Linked DNA regions of Homo sapiens: region 1 is linked to region 2. Evidence: chromatin contacts called from ENCODE Hi-C or POLR2A ChIA-PET data. All regions are on one chromosome and are shown on one strand. The core of a region is the stretch at or near the end of the contact, and the rest is flanking DNA. Distances in the headings are between cores, read along the strand shown.

Evidence for each region. Hi-C counts contacts between places; a loop is a spot of excess contacts on that map. ChIA-PET counts read pairs that join two places held with the same protein, here RNA polymerase II (POLR2A). Pooled maps may share reads with other maps.
Region 1: a map of Calu3 shows a loop between it and region 2 (2.6-fold over the local background). The contact joins two enhancer-like sites. A Hi-C loop is called at or near these places in 5 of 168 maps with a recorded cell type or tissue (Caco-2, Calu3, IMR-90 and 2 more) and 1 of 50 pooled maps. POLR2A ChIA-PET finds 5 or more read pairs at or near these places in 8 of 52 experiments (A673, AG04449, BJ and 5 more).

Annotation. Positions count from the first base shown.
Region 1 is chr12:63,894,829-63,899,610 of GRCh38, reverse strand. The region is part of intron 1 of SRGAP1 (SLIT-ROBO Rho GTPase activating protein 1); the gene reads right to left. Among named protein-coding and RNA genes, the nearest start is that of SRGAP1, 53 kb to the right of the region's middle. RefSeq lists a silencer at 1,596-1,796. Within about 2 kb of position 1,435, at least 4 of the 41 ENCODE cell types and tissues checked have a DNase peak (open chromatin) inside an H3K27ac peak, as active enhancers do.
Region 2 is chr12:63,860,916-63,865,785 of GRCh38, reverse strand. All of the region lies in intron 1 of SRGAP1 (SLIT-ROBO Rho GTPase activating protein 1), which reads right to left. Among named protein-coding and RNA genes, the nearest start is that of SRGAP1, 19 kb to the right of the region's middle. Within about 2 kb of position 3,430, at least 11 of the 41 ENCODE cell types and tissues checked have a DNase peak (open chromatin) inside an H3K27ac peak, as active enhancers do.

The DNA.
Region 1 (4,782 bases), core at 186-2,685, 36 kb before region 2:
GGCAAACGCGGAGGTGTTAACCAATCTGGGTGGTTCTGTATCTCACTTCCAATTTCTGTAGCCACTTTCCTTTTTCTGTCCATAACTTCCACCAAGTAGCTGTGCTGGAGTCTCTCTGAACCTATTCTGGTTCAGTAGCTGCACGACTGGTGAATTGTTCTTTGCTCAATTAAACTCTGTTAAATTTAATTGGTCTAAGGTTTTTCTTTTAACAACAAAAGTACAATTTGTAATATTCCTATTATGTAGCAAACCTGGTTCCTTTTTTTTTTTGGAGACAGGATCTCACTCTGTCACCCAGGCAGGAGTACAATGGCACTCCTACCTCTGCCTTTGGAGTAGCCGGGACCACAGGTGTATGCCACCACACCTAGCTAATTTTTGTATTTTTTGTAGAGACAAGGTTTCACTATGTTGCCCTGGCTGGTTTCAAATTCCTGAACTAAAGTGATCCACCCACCTCTGCCTCCCAAAGTGCTAGGAGTGCTGGGATTACAGGTGTGAGCCATCGTGCCCAGCCTGGTTCTATTTTTGAGAAGGTAAACTTCATTCTTGAGGAAGTTTTAAGGTATGGCATATCATACTTTAGTACTTTTTAATGTAATAATGGTAACTCAGCTGCTTCTAAGTAAGCTGGCAAAAACAATAGTGAAACTTAACCAATGACGTGATCAAAGAGGTAAGAAATGAAACATATGTCCTATCTTTTCCAATAGACTAAACTGGTCCAATTTAAAACAAAAAAGGCAAACACGTGAGGTTTCCTTAGCATTCCTTTTACCAAAAGGTATCTATGCATTCAAACTTAAATGTTTTCTGTCTTTTTAAAAATTTAAAACAATATCTAACAGTGGGAAATGTGACGATACTATAGAAATTAACTAAAATAACATCAATATACATTTAATAGCTTATAACCAATGCTTTGAGTCTTGATTAATACTATCATTTCAAATGATTCCAGATTGAATAATTCTGGATTGTTTGTAGAGTTTCCTTCTGTTTTGTAATATTTATGTAATGTAAATCTCCTAAAAGTCTCTGCAACACATTCAGTTTAAAACCTGGAATGATTTAAATTTTAATTTAAGGAAAGTTCCCATATTGGAACAGAGACAGAAGTGCCCAATGAAGTGTTCATTTTATCTGACAATTACCTTTTAAAATTATCAGAAGGGAATACATTAAATGTCCAAGGAAAATGTTCTCATTCAAGTTAACAATATGACTGTTCAGAATGAACACAGAATGCGTAATTCTCTTATAACTTAGAAATGGGATGTCCTGAGCTGACTGTACTATATTACATTCTATAACTGTGAAACCCAGCTCTCAGCCATATTGGTCTCCACATTTCTGAATGAATTAAAAGCCTTCCAACAAGCTTCCTTTCCACCACAGGAAATCCTGTTGGGAGTCCCCCCTGCAAGTTTGCGTCATGCTCACAGCTTTTCATTTTGTGTGCTTTGAAAGACCAACATTAGCTGTATTTCACAGGAATTTCTTCCTTTTCTCCCCCAGTAGTTTGCAGGATAAACTGGTTAGATAACAAAGTCAGCATAAATCGAGCTCTGCTTTCTTATCACAGTGAAGCAGCTGTGCCAAGGGTGTGAGACACCTCCACTCCATGTACCCAAAGCTTTCTTATTCTCAGTGTTTGAAATAGATTCAGCTTCAGGTGAGTGAGTCTTTTGTGCCTTCTTTTTCTCTGACTCCTATATTCATATCCAGAAATACCTATGAAAAACATCAAAGAAAAAAATCTATCTCCCTCCCCCAAATCCAAAGGCTAATCAAAATAAAATCCCCAGAAAGACTGGATTAGTTAACTGTGTTCTCAAATTGAATTTGAGCTTCCGAATAAAGACACATGAAAATGCAATTAAATTAAATCTAATGCAGAAACATTTTACTAAGTTGAGAGGCACCACAATTTTAATAAAACTGTGGGAAATTATGCTATTTTAAGACACATCTGAAATAGCAGACAAGGTAAATTGAGGTTGTTACCAAAAGAATTCTTGAGAGCATGTCGGAGTTACGGCCTAAATAGAAGGCTAACTGAATTCCTTTTAGAGGAATTTTTTTCACCTCTTTCCATAGACTATACACAAATTTCATTGATGAACATGAAAATATCCCTTTGTGCCAAATAAAAGTCATTGCAATAATGAAAGAGTAGGAAAGTTGAAAGTACAGCTGACATGTCCAAACATTATTCTCATAAGCATTGCTCTAGTTGCTCTAGTTCTCATAATATTATCAAGCCTAAATTTGGCTGCACATATTCTTATGCTAACATATTAAGCTAATTTCCAAACAAAAGCAATTATTTCAATATCTATTCCTATATAAACCACATCAAATAGCACATATGTTCTGGCAATAGGTGTCAGATGATAAGATCTTTTATTTAAAAACAGAAAATCTAACAAAATGGACATTCAATGGTTCCATTTGCATCACAAAATGTGAGTAACTTAATGACTTCTTCCTAAATGTCAACTAAGATTCAATTTATGTCTATTATATAAAAAGAGGTCCTTGAGATCTGCCCCTGTTGTTGTCATTCTCCAAAATACTGACACTCATCTCCCTCGTGTAGCCCCATGGAGAGATTCACTAGTCTTCTTTGGGAGCAAGGTTCTCTGATCAAATAAATTTTGGGAACGAAACCCAGGGTAAAGTATTTTCTAAATGTAATTTCGTCACAGAACTAGGTTTCCCAAATTTATCTGGCTATAGGACCTTCTTTCCAAGTAATTCCAAATTAACAACCCACAGCGTTAGCATTCTTGGGAAGACACTGGGAAATGTTGCCTTAAAGAAAAGACGGTAAAGTGATGGCTCATGGGCCAGCGTCAGCCCACAAACATATTCTGTCTGGTATACACAAGAGTTTTAAATAAAAACTAAGCCAATACTTGACATTTGGAGATTTCATATAAACATCATTTACTAATACTCCATTCCCACATGATTGTAACTGGCTAAATGATGCTTGGCAATGGATTTAGACCACTTAGACAGGGTACACATTCTCCAGTCTACTTAAATCCTTTCTATTCTCTGCAATCTCTTACCCACAGTCTGCCTTATGCCTGTGTATTACCTGCCTGCCTCTCCTAGGCATTTATTTGCCTTTGAGACCCTGTGCAGAGGATAGGGTAACATGGAGAAAGAACCACATACCAGCTTCCCTGAGTTGTTCAACTATAGGTAAGAAAGTGTCCCTCTAGTAAACCTCAAAACTTTGGCTGTCACACATTCTATCTTTTGGTGATCAAGATCTGTGTCTGGACTTTATACTCCTAACAGGTAATTCACTAAATTATTAATACATCACCATCGTATTATTATTAACAAGAATAATTTATAAGGAACTTACTAAGTTCTAGCCACTAGGCCAAGTACATGGATAATAGATCATTTAACCCCCACAAAACTCTATGGCATATGTCCTTTTATATAAATCCCCCTCCCTCCCATTTATGGATGATAAAATAAGGTTAGACTTGCCAAGGTCACACTATGAGTATGTGGCAGAGCTGGCAGAGCAAGGTGATTGTCTCCAGAGCCCACAGTCATAACCATAACAGCACATTGAGTCTTATAAGAAAATCTGACTGAGTGAAGAGCAAACCTGAGCAGGAAGTTTGGCAGAAGGCAATGTTTTGTTGCATGATACACTAAAGAATAAAGGCACAGCTGATTGCAGGGTGCAGAATGCTCCCACAGAGCAAAAGAATTTGAGACACTATTCCTTGAATTCCCCATGAAGCAAAGAGGCAAAGATCATCAAGTATTAATATTTTTTAGTTGCTAACGAAGTTAACAATAACCCCAACTTCTATCTTTGTCTACGTCATCACTTTAGGTATAACTGGAAGCATTTTACGGACATTGTAGGAGATGTAACCTCATTTTACCCAAAGGAAATGGGAGGTTACTAGGTTAAAGGCTCTGCCTGAGACCTTACAGCTTATAGAACAAGGCAAGTCGTGAATGTGGAGTTCAAATTCAGGTATCTCACTTCTAGATCTAGACTCATTATAAGTGACTTTGGCATAAATAGGGATAGAACTGTGTTGTCTAATAGACATTTCTATGATGATGGCAATGTTATATATCTGCTCTGTCCAGTACATTTCCAAATTTGGTTGTGTGGCCAGAGAACTAAATTTTTAATTATTTTTAAATAATGTTAATTCTAATTTAAGTGGTCAAATGTGGCTAGTTACTACTGTATTGGACGGCAGAGGGCTAAACATCCCATAAACCTTTTCAACCACACTTCCTGCATGTGTACCAAGAAATATACTTTGAATGCTTGATAACTCCCATATGAGATAAGCTATTGATCAGAAGGAGCCAAAGAAGGCTCTAGTCTTCAGTTGAACACTAAATTTTATATTAAGCTACCAAGCCATATCTTGAAAAATATGGCGATCATAAAAAAGTCAGGAAACAACAGGTGCTGGAGAGGATGTGCAGAAATAGGAACACTTTTACATTGTTGATGGGACTGTAAACTAGTTCGACCATTGTGGAAGACAGTGTGGCGATTCCTCAAGGATCTAGAACTAGAAATACCATTTGACCCAGCCATCCCATCACTGGGTATAGACCCAAAGGATTATAAATCATGCTGCTGCTGCTATAAAGGCACATGCACATGTGTGTTTATTGCAGCACTATTCACAATAGCAAAGACTTGGAACCAACCCAAATGTCCATCAATGATAGACTGGATTAAGAAAATGTGGCACATATACACCACGG
Region 2 (4,870 bases), core at 2,181-4,680:
CAAATGGATGAGATGCACCGAAAACTGCAACACCTGCAGCCGGCACTGGTCAATAGGAAAGGCCCAATTCTTCTCCATGACAATAGCCAAATGAACTTCACTCGACCAACGCTTCAAAAGTTGAAGGAATTGGGTTACAAAGTTTTGCTTCATCCACCATATTCACCTGACCTCTCGCCAACAGACTGCCACTTCTTCAAGTATCTCAATGACTTTTTGCAGGGAAAACACTTCCACAACCAGCAGGATGCAGAAAATGCTTTTCAAGAATTTGTTGAATCACAAAGCACAGATTTTTTTTTTGGCAGCGGCGGGTGGGGACTGAATCTCGCTCTATCGCCCAGGCTGGAGTACAGTGGCAGGATCTCGGCTCACCGCAACCTCCACCTCCTGGGTTCAAGCGATTCTCCTGCCTCAGTCTCCCAAGTAACTAAGATTATAGGCACCCACCACCATGCCCAGCTAATTTTTGTATTTTTAGTAGAGACGGGGTTTCGCCATGTTGGCTGGGCTGGTCTCGAACTCCTGACCTCACGTGATCTGCCCTGTGATCTGCCCGCCTCAGCCTCCCAAAGTGCTAGGATTACAGGAGTGAGCCACCGTGCCCTGCCTACGGATTTTTACTCAGAAAAACTTATTTTTCATTGGCAAAAATGTGTTGGTTATAATGCTTCCTATTTTGATTAATAAAAATGTGTTTCAGCCTAGTAATAATGATTTAAAATTCATGGTGCAAAAGTAATTGCACTTTTGCACCAATGTAATACTCTGAACCATTAAGAGTAGTTATCTTTGGAAAGGGGAGAACTTCCATTTTCTGCCTTATCAATCTCTATTTTAGCCAACAAGTTTATTTTTTTATATAACCATATAGTTATATGAGTGGAATTTTTTTTTCACAGATGTTTTATTTTCCCAGGCTAACAATTTTTCCTAATTCACTAAAGTTCATCCTTTATTTGGATTTCCTTTGTTTTTACCTAATGTTCTTTTCCTGTCGCAGGATCCTATCTATACAGCATATTATGTTTAGTCCCCATGTACTCCTTAGGCTCCTCTTGGCTACTAAGTCTTTTGCAACCTAACATTTATTATTATTGCTTTCAGGGCCAGAGTTCATAAAAGTGGTAATACTTTCACATATTTTGAGCATTCTATGTGACAGACAGTTCAACACTCTACTTGTCTCAGCAATGCTCTGAAATGGGTACTATCATTATCACTATTTTAATGGCAAGGAAAGTAAGGCAGAATGAGATTAAGTAATTTGCCCATAGTTAAACTGCCAGAAAGTAGCTGAGCTGGGAGATTTAGACCCTAGCAGTTTGACTCCTGAGGCCATGCTATAAACTACTAGGTTACATGAGATGTATACTAATCTACATGAGTGTGCTTATTTCAGAGTGTTATATGGTATCTGAAAATGGGACGTGGTATTATGAGACTGTGAAATACCCAAAAGATGAATAACCACAATGATAATAAAAGTAATTTTTATTCTGTTTCACAGTGCACAAGGCTTTCTGTACATTATTTCACAACGTAATTCCAAGATTGCTGGAGGAAATCTTGGAATTAAATGCTAAACAGAAAAGAACCTGAAGTACAGTTCCCGTCTTCAAAGAAGATGCTTATTCATAGATTAGGTATGTGGAGAATACTATTAAATTAAGTTTAACCTAAAGCTGCCTCCTCATATATTTTAAGTTTAGCCTAAAGGTTTCTCTGGACATAGTAAACTGAAACCTTAGTGGAAATATAAACAGACTAAAACCTCCTCTTGTGCCAGTGACCAAATTTTGGCCAATTAAAGGTGGCTGGGGGTTCAAACCGTATTCAAATAAGGCAAATGCTGAGCTGTAACCAATCCACCTGTTTCTGTACCTCGCTTCCATTTTCTATACATCACTTTCCCTTTTCTGTCCATAAATCTTCCACCATGTGGCTGCACTGGAGTCTCTCTGAGCTTATTACTCTGGCTTGGGAGGCAGCCCAATTCACAAATTGTTCTTTGCTCAATTAAACTCTGTTAAATTTAATTTGTTTAAAGTTTTTATTTTAACAATACAGATAGATGTGTATAATTAAAACTTAGCTCTAGAACAATAGTCTGGAAATCTTTCAAATATAGATTTTTGGTGACACATTTGAGAGTTCCCATAAACACTGTCAATACAAGTGCAACAGAAGTTCAATTAAAAATGGAGCAACTGTGGCTGGGCGCGGTGGCTCACGCCTATAATCCCAGCACTTTGAGAGGCCAAGGCAGGCAGATCACTTAAGGCCAGGAGTTCGAGACCAGCCTGGCCAACATGGTGAAACCCCATCTCTACTAAAGACACAAAATTAGGCAGGCATGGCAGCACATGCCTGTCATCCGAGCTACTTGGGAGGCTGAGGTATGAAAATTGCTTGAACCCAGGAGGCAGAGGTTGCAGTGAACCCAGATCATGCCACTGCACTCCAGCCTGGGCGATAAGGTAAGACACTGTCTCAAAAAAAAAAAAAAGAAAAAAAAAGAGCAACCTTTTGAAAAGAGCAACCATTTGAAAAGGCATTCATTCCTTTTTTGTAATACTGTACTCAGAAAACTCTTCTCTAAGAGACACAAAAACTAACAAATTTTCTTTTCTAAATCTCAAAACCTACCAGCTTTCTGTGCCGCATCATTATCAAGCAATGTCTCCACTGTCTGTCATGAAGTAAATAAAAGTGAAAACTTGTCACAGCCAAAGAAATGGTGAGCAAATTAATCAAGCCCTGGGGTCAGCCAAAGAAAACATTCCTCGCCTTTTCTAGTGCAAGTTTCTAAAAAGGTGCTCTTTTTCCCTACCTCTCCTCTAAGAACAGGGAATGGGCAGAACTCAGTCCTGCAGCAATGATCAAATCTCTCATTCACTGAGTTCTGGAATCTCCCCTGGTGCTTGAGGATTATAATTCAACTAAATGGTACTTGAACTGTGGTAATCAATATGAGCAGAAGGATAAAGCCATCACTTTCAAAGAAAACTTTGTGAACGGCATTGAGAAGACATCAAAAGAAATACACAGCGCCATTACATATGTAAAACAAGATGAGCAAACGGATGTCTTCCTGCTCCTTCTCCTTGGTAAATACTGTTCCAAAGCTGAATTCCACTGGTGAAAACATGCTAATTTCACAGCCAGACTAAAATCTGGATATCTTCAGAAGTGAAAAAGGTCTGACTTAAGATAAGCAGACACCTTTGTTCTATCTTAGTTGCTGGAGGTCTGTGAGAAGGAGCTGTTTGCATAAGCCGCACCTTCAGAATAATAAAAGTCAAGGGCAAAAGTCCATGTCTTCCACAGACCAACTGAGAAGGGAGTCAGAAATGACAGTCCAGTAACTGTGACATCTAATGCTTTAAGAACTGCTGGAATGTTTGTAAATGCTCGTCTTGTGCCAAGTTGGCTGTGACACCAAAAAGCCTGCAGGGTGGCACCTCCCCCGCAGGGCCTAGTGTCATAGGTCTCCACAGCCAGCCTTGGAGTAGGAAAGAATCACAAGGGATAATTTTCCTTAAACTACTACCTTTGCTGCATCTCACTAGTTTTGATATGTAAAGAATTAAGTTCTAAAAATGTTTTAATTTTCATAATAATTTCTTCTTTGACTCATGAGGTGTGTGTGTATAAATTTTTTTTGAGATGGAGTTTCACTCATCGCCCAGACTAGAATGCAGTGGCGTGATCTCGGCTCACTGCAACCTCCTCCTCCTGGGTTCAAGCAGTTCTCCTGCCTCAGCCTCCTGAGTAGCTGGGATTACAGGCATGCGCCACCACACCTGGCTAATTTTTGTGTTATTAGCAGAGACGGGGTTTACCATGTCGGCCAGGCTGGTCTCAAACTCCTGACCTCAGGTGATCCACCCACCTCATCCTCCCAAAGTGCTGGGATTACAGGCGTGAGCCACTGCGCCAGGCCAATTTTTAAATTTTTTATAGAGACAGTGCCTCACTATGTTGCCCAGGCTGGTTTCAAATTCCTGGACTCAAGCAATTGACCCATCTCAGCCTCCCAAAGTGTTGGGATTACGGAATAAGCCACCACTCCTGGCCTAAAACATATTTTTAAACAGGTCATGAGTCACAGAAATAATAATCATGGAAATTAGAAAATACACAGAGCTGAAAGATAAAAACACTACATATAAAAATTTATGCCTGGCTGGGTGCAGTGGTTCATGCCTGTATTCCTAGCACTTTGGGAGGCAGAGGCAGGCAGATCACTTGAGGTCAGGAGTTCAAGGCCAGCCTGGCTAACATGGTGAAACCCTGTCTCTACTGAAAATACTAAAATTGGTGGGTATGGTGGTGGGTGCCTATAATCCTAGCTACTCCAGAGGTTGAGGTATGAGAATCGCTTGATCCTGGGAGGCGGAGGTTGCAGTAAGCTGAGAATGTGCCACTGCACTCCAGCCTGGGCAACAGAGCAAGACTTTGCCTCAAAAAAAAAAAAAAATATATATATATATATGCCTACCATCCCTTTGTGAGGCTAAGCTGGGCAGATTGCTTGAGCTCAGGAGTTCAAGACCAGCCTTGGTAACATAGTGAATCCCTGTCTCTATTAAAAAAAAAAAAAAATTACAGAATGCAGGTAAAGCAGTACTTAGAGGAAATTTTACAACCTTTTATTTTTATATCAGAAAAGAAAAATAATAACTGAGAAATTAAATAAAAAACTTTAAAAATAATAACTGAGAAAATAAATACAAACCTTAAAAAGGTTCAGCAAATAAAGACCCATGAGAAAAGTAAAAGGGCCAGGCTTGGCGGTCTGCGCCTGCACTCCCAGTTACTCAAGAGGCTGAAGTGAGAGCATTACTTGAGCCCAGGAGTTCCAGGC